Linked DNA regions of Homo sapiens: region 1 is linked to region 2. The links are chromatin loops, found by intact Hi-C in ENCODE. Cell type or tissue: ascending aorta. All regions are shown on one strand. Links, peaks and the distances in the headings refer to the core of each region. The heading gives the core; the rest is flanking DNA.

Region 1 (5,381 bases), core at 55-5,054, 180 kb after region 2:
ATTTGAAGATTCTGTGGGTAGAAACAGTGGTAATTGGATGCTGAATGTGAAGAAAAGAGAGAAGTTCTAGATAATCCCTATCATTTTTCCCAAATGGTGGAGTGAAATGAGGTCACTCGTTAGACAGAGAACCCAGGCAGAATGGCAAAAATTCCATAAAGAATAATTATATTTCCTCTTTCCTTTTAAAGAAATCCAAAAGTCCTCTTCCTTCTCCCCTTCCACATTTCCCTTCTCCTTTCCTTCTCCTCCTCTCTCTCCTCCTTCTCTTTCTTCTTTTCTTCTGTGTAGCTGGCAGCATTGGTATAAGCCAACAGGAAAAAGTGAGACAAATCTCAGACTCGACAGAATGTGTCTTTTCCTGTCTCTTCCCCAAACAGCTTTCTAGATGCCAAGCTCTTTCCTACCTGGTGGTCATCTTGCTGCCAATTGATCTCTTTCTGAAAGGCTTGTGTCTAACTACCCCCACCCATGAACACCCTCTGCACACACAAGACACAGACATTTAACCTGCTGATGTCCTACTCATTATTTAGGCTGTGTTTAATTGACATGTTCTAAGGAAAGTATTCACTATTTTTAAGCATTGACTCTCCACCTCACTACCATGAAAATACACACACACACACACACACACACACACACACACAGTTTATGCTCTGTTATATACTGCTCTGATTTTCTGTATCTTTCACTTTTTGCACTATCACAACTATAATAAAATATTTGAATTACTATCTATATAATGCCCTTCTCTCCCATTAGTCCATAAGCACCAAGAGACAAAATCCATGTCTGCTTTCCTCACTGTGGTATCTTTTGAACTTATCACAGAACCTGGAAAATACCAAGTTATAAACATATTCTGAATGAAATAATACAAACGAATCAATGAATGAATGATGGATAAATGCAGTGTACTATAATAATGATGTAAGGAACCACTTCTAAGCACACAGAAAGCATAAGACAAATGTTCAAGACACACATGCACCTGTAAAATGAGTCTCTGATCAGGATAGCTGCTCCAATCATGGGACATTAGACACTTGGTCTTCCTGAGAATTACTCATTGGTAAGCACTTTACAGTTTATGAGCTTCTCTCACTTGCATTATCTCACATGATCCACCCAGCAGTATTGAATTGGAAGAATTATCAGTTCCAATTGCAAATGAAAAAAAAAAGAAAAAGGCCCATGGAGACATTGTAATGACCCAAGGTGTCACAGAGACTGAGTGGGAGGGTTAGCATTTTTTTTTTTTCTTTTTGAGATGGAGTCTCGCTCTGTCACCCAGGCTGGAGTGCAGTGGCACGATCTCGGCTCACTGCAAGCTGCGCCTTCTGGGTTCACGCCATTCTCCTGCCTCAGCCTCCCGAGTAGTTGGGACTCCAGGCGCCCGCCACCACGCCTGGCTAATTTTTTTGTATTTTTAGTAGGGACAGAGTTTCACCATGTTAGCCAGGAGGGTCTCGATCTCCTGACCTCATGATCTGCCCACCTCAGCCTCCCAAAGTGCTGGGATTACAGGTGTGAGCCACCGCGCCTGGCCAGGGTTAGCATTTAAATCCATGTTTTTAATTCTGAAGACATTTTTCTCCATACCTTGATGTCCTTCAGACAGATAGGCATTTACTAAGCACCGACTCTGCTATGTGCCAGGGATATGCAGATAAAATTGATTCTCTGTATGGACGCAAATAGATAAATAGACAGAATGGGTCCATACCTAGTGTGGAAGGAGTTGCAAGGAGTGGGCAACTTAGTCGGTTCTAGGACTGGCTCGAAGTCTGGAACCAGAGGACACAGAGCCAGGCAGGGGCAGCACCTCCCTTACAGACAGGGCTAATCCCTGGCAAGTCAGGGCTGTGGAGTGCTTGGGGAATGACCTCAGAGACAGACAGGGAGGGCCCTGGTCTTGCCTGCTTAGCTGCCGACAGTCCCAGATCCTAAGGTGGCCCAGTAACAGCAGGGGGACAGGGGGACCTGCCCTCGGTCCTCAATTTTTTCATGGTCCTTGCCTCCCTTCCAAGCCCCTCTACTATCCTGGCACCATTTCTTCCTGGGCACCTAACGCAGACCTCATCCTCTGTCCTCTTTAGTTTTTATTAAAGAGACAGCTGATGAGGACTTAGAGTGCTACCCCTGCAGAGGAACAGAGAAGGGAGGTGTGTGGTGAGAAGAGGTTTGGTCAATGTGTGATTTTTCTTGCAATGCCCCTTTATCAACCTGAGGTAAGGGCACTTTGGGTACTTTGGTTTGGGTTGAGAAGATAATTTGGGATATGTTGGGTGAATGATTTGAAATGAAGCAGTCAGACCATTTAAGAACACGGGCTTTGGAATCAGAGATCTGAGTTCAAATATGAGTTTCACTGCTTCACTTCCTGATTATGCCACCTCAGGCAGGTTACTTGACATTGCTGTGTCTCACTTTTATCATTTGCATCTGCAAAATAATTGTCCTAAAAACCAATTCATAGAGTTGGCTCAAGGACACAGCTGGTACCAAGTGAATGATGGTCATACATGTATGTGTGTGTGCATGTGTGTGTGTGTGTGTGTGAGAGAGAGAGAGACAGAGAAAGGGAGGGAGGAAGAGAGTGTGTGTTTTTGCATATGACTTAGCATTTATTGAGTACTTCTTTGGTAGAAACTATGCTAATTGTCATGTGTATATGATTATCTGATACAGATTTTATTAAACCCATTTTACAGATGAGAAAAATGGAAGCTCAGACAACTTAAGTAATTTGACTCAGGTCAAATGGCTAGAAAGTGCAGACCCAGGATTTGAGATTTAAATCAGGTTTCTTGATGCCAAAGCACCTGCGTATGGGTAGTCTTTCTAATACACAGCAAAGTGGAAGCTGTCTCTCTTGACCTTGAGCCACTCCTTGCGGCAAAGTTTCCAGTTAACATGAAACCCAATCAGATTCCCCAAAATAGCAGCCTGTTCCTCTAGGGAGAAGAGGAGCCCCACCCAAAGCTTGCTCCAGAGTCTTGGAGGAAAGAAAAAGGAGGGAGCAGAGAGTCTTGCTTAAAAATGTGACACATATTTTCCAGGAGCTGCCTCCAGGCCTGGGATGGAGATTCTGAGCATCATGATTTTAAACTTTTTACTTAATTTTTCATTCTTGCTTCAGGCCTGGGCAAGCTGGACTCTCGAGTCTTGAACAAAAATGGAAAAATAAGGGCTGCAGTTGAAATCATTTCACTGTGCCTATTTCACATGATGCTGCCTGCAAAAAATATAGCAAACAAGATTCCTCTGTTCAGTTTATCTCCAGAAAGAGGGAACCTGCATGGAGAAACTGTAAGGAGTGAGAGAGAGGTTTCGGAGAAAGATGAGCTTTAGCTTTGCAAAGGTGGGATTTGTTTTGCACAGTAAATTTCTGGAATTATTTCATTTGATTTCCCATTGTTTGAGTGTACTGGGTGGTACACCTTGTGCTAGGCACTGGAGGAGCTCTTAGAGGATTTAAAGAGTCATAATCTCTAAGTGATATGAGTAGTGGGGTTTGTTCAAAGAAGAGAACTAGCAAAGAGCAGGGCATAATGAACTAACTATAGGTCAATTTTCTCCTCTTTCAAGTCCTAGTTTAAACACAGAATACAAAATATGTCTTTCAAAATGATCATCTTTCACTAAAGGAAGCTGATTAAATGTACAGGTGCAGCCTCTAGACCTTCCTCACATGCTTTTCTCTAGCTGGAAGCAGAGCAATGCAATTTACATGGGCACTGTGATCAATTCTTAACATGGGGATTGTGAAGCACTCAAAGAGACTTGATTGGATTAAAGACTGATAAATCTTTCCTTTAAGTTTTCTGAAAATGATAAAAAGAAAACAAACAAACAAAAAAAAGAAATAAAATCTACTCCATCTTCCGTGAACGTGGAAATAGCTATAACCCTGAACCACAGACTTTGATATATTCCTACTTAGCACCACGAAATCTTGTTATGGACCTGAAACTGGGTGCAGATTTTCCTAGAAGTGCCACAATCCTCAAAAGACCATTCAGTGGTCCTTTGATTAAAGTAGAAGAATTTAAAATTGTGGCAAGCCATGGAAGAAGAGAGATAATGCTATAAAAAACCACTGGTCTGGAGATGGACGCTATATCATGATATTTGTAACTGATTGTGATTTAGCCCACCTAGATGGTCACTGCATCTCTGGGGAAAAGAAAGGTGGAGGATGACATGAAAATAGCGTTCACCGAATGACAAGCCAGAAGGCTTGTGTATACAGAGATAGCATGGAAGCCAAACTGATCTTCCAAATACCTAAACCAGAAAGAATTGACAGCTGCATGCAGGAATGGAAGGGTTAAATTTGATAAAAGTGTTCTGGAAAACAAACTTGCAATAAAAATGAATACTGCCTTTAAAGAACTTCCCTCCATCTTTGACTTCTGCACTCCTCACTCTGCACAATATTGTTTAGTAAATACTTTGTCATGTTAAAAAGAATTATGAGCAAGAAATAAGAACAGAAGTTTATGCATAGACACTGAATAAGCAAAGCAATGAAAAGCAAACAAAAGAACACACATCACTGGAGGAAGAGTTCTAGCAAATAGTTTTCCAGTTCCTGACAGCTTCAAGAACATTAGGTCACCCTGATATCTCTTTTGCATAAAAAAGGGAGCTCTGAGCTAAAAAGCAAGAGTTCTAGTTTAAAAAAAAGGAAAAAAAAAAAAAAAAAAAGAAGGTGAGAAGAGCTCAAGAAATAATCAAAGAAGAAATTTTAAGTAATATTGAAGTGGAAGACACATGAAAATTCCAGAAGTAGAATGAACTCAACTGAAAACATAGTCAAGGACAAAGCTGTGCTTGAGAACAATCACATTAGAAAATGTTTTATGAGATGAAAATAATTTAACAGAAAGAAACATCATCATATTACATGCCAAGAAATTTTTATATAGAATCAACAGCACAGATCCCAGTAAATTTAATACATTTCAGATGTGATAATAATAATGTAATAATAATAATAAAGTAATTTAGAAGGAAAAAATTCAGAGTTGCCTTATACTCCTCCACAGCAACATGTAATAGCAGAAGACAGTGGCATAATATCCATAATGTTTAAAGGGAAGAAAACTAGACCCATTATACCCAGCATAGCTTGTCTTTAGAAGATGAAGACAAAGGATCTACAACCTCAGACATACAGATATTCATCCTATGGCATGCATAAATCTTCCTTAGAATTAAAAAAACAGACACAAGACAAAGAAATGCACCCAATGAAGAAATGAAAAAGGAAAAAAAAAAACTTAGAGAAGTCTAGGAAAAAGATTGATTGGTAGTGAACATTAAATCCATTTAAGTATATAACTAAGATTACTAGCTCTGAGTATTACTAT
Region 2 (5,381 bases), core at 133-5,132:
TCTATCTGGAACTCTGTCAGATGGACCAGAGAATATAGCAACCACACATTGGCTCTTAGAAGCATCTTCCTAGAAGTGACACACATCACTTCTGCTTATGCTTCCTTGGCCAAAACAAGTCTTGTGAATCTACCAGAATTGAACAGGATGAAGGTATATAATCCTCCATGTGAGGGGCACAGGATAGAGGCACAGGATAGGTGAGCAGTAATATCATCTCCTACAAACAGCAAGGACAGGGCCTAACTGGCGGTGCTCTCTGCTCCTTCTGGTTTACCTCCCCGTCTTTCTCCTTTCACTAGTGACCAGCTGTCAACCTCACTTAGTGTGGGAGAGCTGTGAGCTGGGCTGAGTCGCCGGGGATGAGTTGGAGGAGCCAGGAGACTGACTTCATCTCCACCTGGTCCAGGAAGGGAGACTGAGGGAAGGGGCCTGGATCCAGAGCTGGAAAGATCTTGGCAGGATGTGGCTTTTTAGGAGGTAGAAAGATGGATTTCACCATCTGTCTCTTTCCTAATGTTTGGAGGGGTGTTCTCCCGGGATATAGAGGCTGGTGGCCCAGATTTCTGAGACATCTTTGTCAGCCAGCACTGGCTCAGCACATATCAATTGTGAAGATCAACTCCTGGCAAGTGTGGAGTTTGGCATCTACAGGGGCCAGTAGGGGAGTGAACCAGGGATAGGGACAATGACCAGAATCCTTACTTGTTGTCAGTGGAAATAAACACGCATAAATTTGTCTTTAGCACACGAAGACCCAGGATAAGACCCGTTCGACCTGCCTATATGGAGCCTTGGGTGAGAGATCATCTTAGATTTTTCTGCCACCTTAAGGTATTTCAAACTCCCTTATCTTAACCCTGCCTGCCAGCTGTGTTTGTGGACCCTGCATTCAAATCCTCCTTTAAAATGCTATTTGGAAAATAAGCTTTAAGATCAACTGTTTTTAAGATACAAACTCAGGCTTCTGTCTGTAGGCACCAAAAATCATGCCCTGGACTTCTAGCATCAAGGTAGTTAGAATACCTGTTAAGAATACATGGAATTGGCCAGGCACAGTGGCTCATGCCTGTAATCCCACCACTTTGGGAGGCCAAGGCGGGCAGATCACAAGGTCAGGAGTTTGAGACCAGCCTGGCCAGTATGGTGAAACCCCGTCTCTACTAAATACACAAAAATTAGCCGGGTGTGATGTTGGGCACCTGTAGTCCCAGCTACTTGGGAGGCTGAGGCAGGAGAATTGCTTCAACCCGGGAAGCAGAGGTTGCAATGAGCTGAGATTGCGCCACTGTGCTCCAGCCTAGAGGACAGGGTGAGATTCCTTCTCAAAAAAAAAAAAAAAAAAAAAACATGAAATTTAGTTTTATTTCTGGCTCTGAAGCTTTCTTGGACCATCAGGCACTCATTAACTTCTCTGAGTCTCATTTTTCCCATCTGTTGAATGGAGATGCTGATCATAGCTCTCCTGCTTACCTTAAAGGACTACTGGGGGAATTCAGTGAGAGCCTTTACTTACTGAACATCTACTGTAAAGTAGACATTGGCTTTAAGACAAGTGGGAACACATTGTCATTTATAAGATTTATGTAAAGTAAATAAAAGAAATTTTTATTGTTGTAGTTATTCTATTGGAGAAAATTAAAGTTGGGTATACAATCACGGACTGTACCTGATTAATTCTTGCATCTGATTCTTATGCCTCTGTCTTCAGAATATTTGTAATAATCTACAATTGTCCATTTTGGACTGTGAATCTTTTGAAGTTGAAATTACCTTTTCTTAGGTTGGCAGTGTTTCTCACCTGGATTATGGCAGTATCCTCTTATCTTGCCTCTCTGCCCTCAGTCTCAGCTGCTCCAATCCATTCTATGCATAGCAGACAACTATAAAGATATTTCACTTCTGCTGAAAATCCTTCCATTGCTTTATGCTCTTCTGAGACATCTACTTTTTTAGACTCTCTTTAGAGAATCTTTAAATCCTAGCCTCTGATAGTTTCTCCAGGCATATCTCTCAACACATCTCTTCCTACCCCACTAATACAGTCATGTGCATTCCCACAGAGAAGCCCAAAATCAATATTGGAGTCTCTCTGAAATACCTGAATCCTTAATGAGGTCCCAGCACCTTGGACCTTTGCATAGTTTTGGCTAGAACATCTTTGTTCCTGTGACTTCCCACTTAGGTTCAACTCCAAAATATCTCTCAGATTTCAACTTGAAAGTCCCTTCACTTCCTCTGGGGAATCTTGCATGATATTCCTTTTTTTTCTTTTTCCTTCCTAGCTCATTATCAAACCTGACATCTAGTAATTGTAGTTGCTATTAGGCAGTGTCTGTTTCATTTTTAGGTGGTTACTAGACTTTGAGCTCTTTGAAGACAGGGATTGAGTCTCACTCATATTCTCTTTTCTTGAATTCTTTCCTTTCTTCCATAAATAGTACGTGATTTTCCACTTTGGGCCAGGCACAGTATTCTTAACGTGCTCATATCTTCATGCCTAATATGGTGCCTGGTACAAAGCAAGCAATAAACATGAATGATGGAATGAGTCAACCAGTGAATCAAAGGTTTAGTTCAAACAAGTTAAGCCCTCCCTATGGTCTAGGAGCTTCGAGAGGATCAACACCTTTTCTAACTTTTGCTTTTTACCATATTCTAGTTCCTTTTTTGTTTCACCCTCTGACAGAGAGAAGCTGAGTGGGAACAGGCTGCCACATTTTTGTAGGATATATCATCCAACTGGTGAATCACCCAGGCCCTTGATTTGGCTTACTATTTAACTTTTTTTTTTTTCTTTTTTTTTTTTAGATGGGCTGTCACTCTGTCAACCTAGGCTAGAGTGCAGTGGTGCAACTTTGGCCTGCTGCAGCTTCAACCTCATGTGCTCAAGCAATCCTGCTACCTCAGCCTCCAGAGTATGGGACTACAGGTACAGTCCAGCATGGCAGGATAATTTTTATATATTTTGTAGAGACGGGGTCTGTCTTTGTTTTCCAGGCTGGTCTCGAATTACTGGGTTCAAGCAATCCTCCGGCCTCAGCCTCCAAAAGTGCTGGGATTATAGGCATGAACCACCATGCTCGGCCTATTTGACCATTTTAATGTTCTTATTAACTTGCTCTCCTGGGTGGTAGGAAGATCATGGCATGGAGTCCAAGGTTCTCTCACTTGCAAGTGTCCTTTGTGCACTTCGCTGAGTGTCCTTGTCCTCATCTGTAAAAAGGAGATGGTGATATTTAGTCTTGTGAGAAACTACTTGAGAGAAGTATTATAAGTACCTGGTTACTTGATGTAGTCCTTGGCAAAGGGTGGATTCTCCAAAATTATATCTTCCTATTTCTTTCATTCAACACCCACTCAGCCAGGATAAGACCATACCAGAGCAAGGAGGGGGACTATAAATAACAGCAAAAGGACAATATCTGCAGAGAAAGTAGGGAGCTGGAACACTGACTAAAGGAAAGTTTTCATATTACCCTGTGAATTGTTGGACAAATCATTCATTGTTTTTTGTTTGTCTGTTTGTTTTTTGAGACAGAGCCTCACTCTGTCATCCAGGCTGGAGTGTGCAGTGGCACAACTTCGGCTCACTGCAACCTCTGCCTCCCAGGTTCAAGTGATTCTCCTGCCTCAGCCTCCCAAGTAGCTGGGATTACAGGCATGCGCCACCACGCTCGGCTAATTTTTTTTTAATTTTTTTTTTTTGAGACGGAGTCTTGCTCTGTCGCCCAGCCTGGAGTGCAGTGGTGTGATCTCAGCTCATTGCAACCTCTGCCTCCCTGGTTGAAGCGATTTTCCTGCCTCAGCCTCCTGAGTAAACTGGGATTACAGGCATGTTCCACCACACCCAGCTAATTTTTGTATTTTTAGTGGAGACGGGGTTTCACCATGTTGGCCAGGCTGGTCTTGAACTCCTGACCTCAAATGATCCACCCACCTCAGCTGCCCAAAGTGCTGGGATTATAGGCGTGAGCCACTGCGCCTGGCCTGGCTCATTGTTTTTATATATAAAACTTACATATTTTCTTTCCTATGGGAGTGTTGTGATTACTAAATGAGAGAATGAATGCGTAGTCATTCTTCAAGGGATTGTCACACAGGGAAGCTTCAATATGTTTGGGTAACAGTAATATTATATGATCCATTTTCATTTCTATCAATTTGGTCAGCTAAACTGTACTTTAATTCTGAGATTCTTTAACTCCGACAGCTGGTCCAGACTGGCATAGGTCCTGGGGGCAATGACAGAGTCCAGATGTCCCCATGGGCATGACTTGCAAATTATGTACTTTGACAGAATATGGTGAGGACAAGAACCAGACCATGCAGCACTATTTTCACGCCAGCTGCAGAGTCTAAATGTGTTTCCTGACACCTCAGAACCTTCTTGGGGGAGGGCATTCTGGGCTGGGTGATGGGACATGCTGGGATTTTGTTGCTCTCCTTCCCTTGTGGGTCTTAATGGAAAAGCTAAGTCACCAGCAACAGAGAAATAGCGGTGTCAGGCATTGTTGAAACTTTCCATGTATTCTCATGACACATCATTTCCAGTTATAAAAAAGAGTGGAGGTGTTGGGCTCTGTTGCCTAATCGTGGTAAGAAGTCCCTTTTACTAGAATGCATTTTTTCATCACAGCATCATGGTCAATGATCAACCATGTGAACTTGTGTAAGTTGCATAAACTTTTCAGTATCTTGACGTCTCTGTGGGAAAAGATGGAGGCCATATGTGGGAGAACAAAATCATGATTAGAGACATGGGAGAGAATAGGGCTTCAGAGTGCAGCTCCACTTCAGACCAGTGCATGGCATAGTACACATTGCCTGAACTCTCTGAGACTCAGTTTTCTCTCCTGCTAAATGGAAGTGATAGTTGGTCCATTTTATGGAGCCGATGTAAGGACTAAAAGTTATAATGCATATAATGTCCTTTGTCTGGCACACATTAAAGGATCAACCCACTTCTGCTACCATTATTATTAGGAACAAATACTTACTAAGAACCTACCATATTCAATATCACCTGAGTGCATTTTCATATTCAATTCTCACAATGACACAAGGAGATATTATCCTAATGTTGACTGTGAAAAAAATTAGACCTGGAGGGTTCAAGTCACTTGCCCAGATTCACATGGGTGTGAGTGGCAGAGTTGGAACTTAAACCAAGAATTTTTGATACCAAAACCTATTGATGATCTTTCCACTGAAAGATACTGACTAGATGTCACCTTGCTTTCCCTGTCAAATGCTAATCAGAGATCAATGACTAATCAAATGGAACTAATTAATTCTGAGTCAACAAATATTTATAGAGCCCCTGGTATTTGCCGAGTGCCATGGAGATGAGAGCTACCATGGACAAAAGGATGGTCACC

The links. Peaks named below come from ENCODE experiments on the same cell type or tissue, not always from the same donor. Only the 100,000 strongest peaks of a DNase experiment are listed, where the experiment ranks them.
Region 1: it touches region 2 in a loop (2.2-fold over the local background); 1 of 110 quality-filtered maps calls a loop at or near these places.

Annotation. Positions count from the first base shown.
Region 1 is chr9:115,338,613-115,343,993 of GRCh38, forward strand. The region is part of intron 4 of DELEC1 (deleted in esophageal cancer 1); the gene reads left to right. Among named protein-coding and RNA genes, the nearest start is that of DELEC1, 200 kb to the left of the region's middle. In ascending aorta, for the core only: no CTCF peak of the experiment used is centred there; a DNase peak (open chromatin) is centred at 2,979; H3K27ac peaks cover 1,126 bases.
Region 2 is chr9:115,154,784-115,160,164 of GRCh38, forward strand. All of the region lies in intron 1 of DELEC1 (deleted in esophageal cancer 1), which reads left to right. LOC124902257 (a long non-coding RNA gene) reads left to right here and starts at 2,611. Exons shown (of 2, transcript XR_007061748.1): 1 at 2,611-2,932. In ascending aorta, for the core only: no CTCF peak of the experiment used is centred there; a DNase peak (open chromatin) is centred at 2,808; H3K27ac peaks cover 2,943 bases.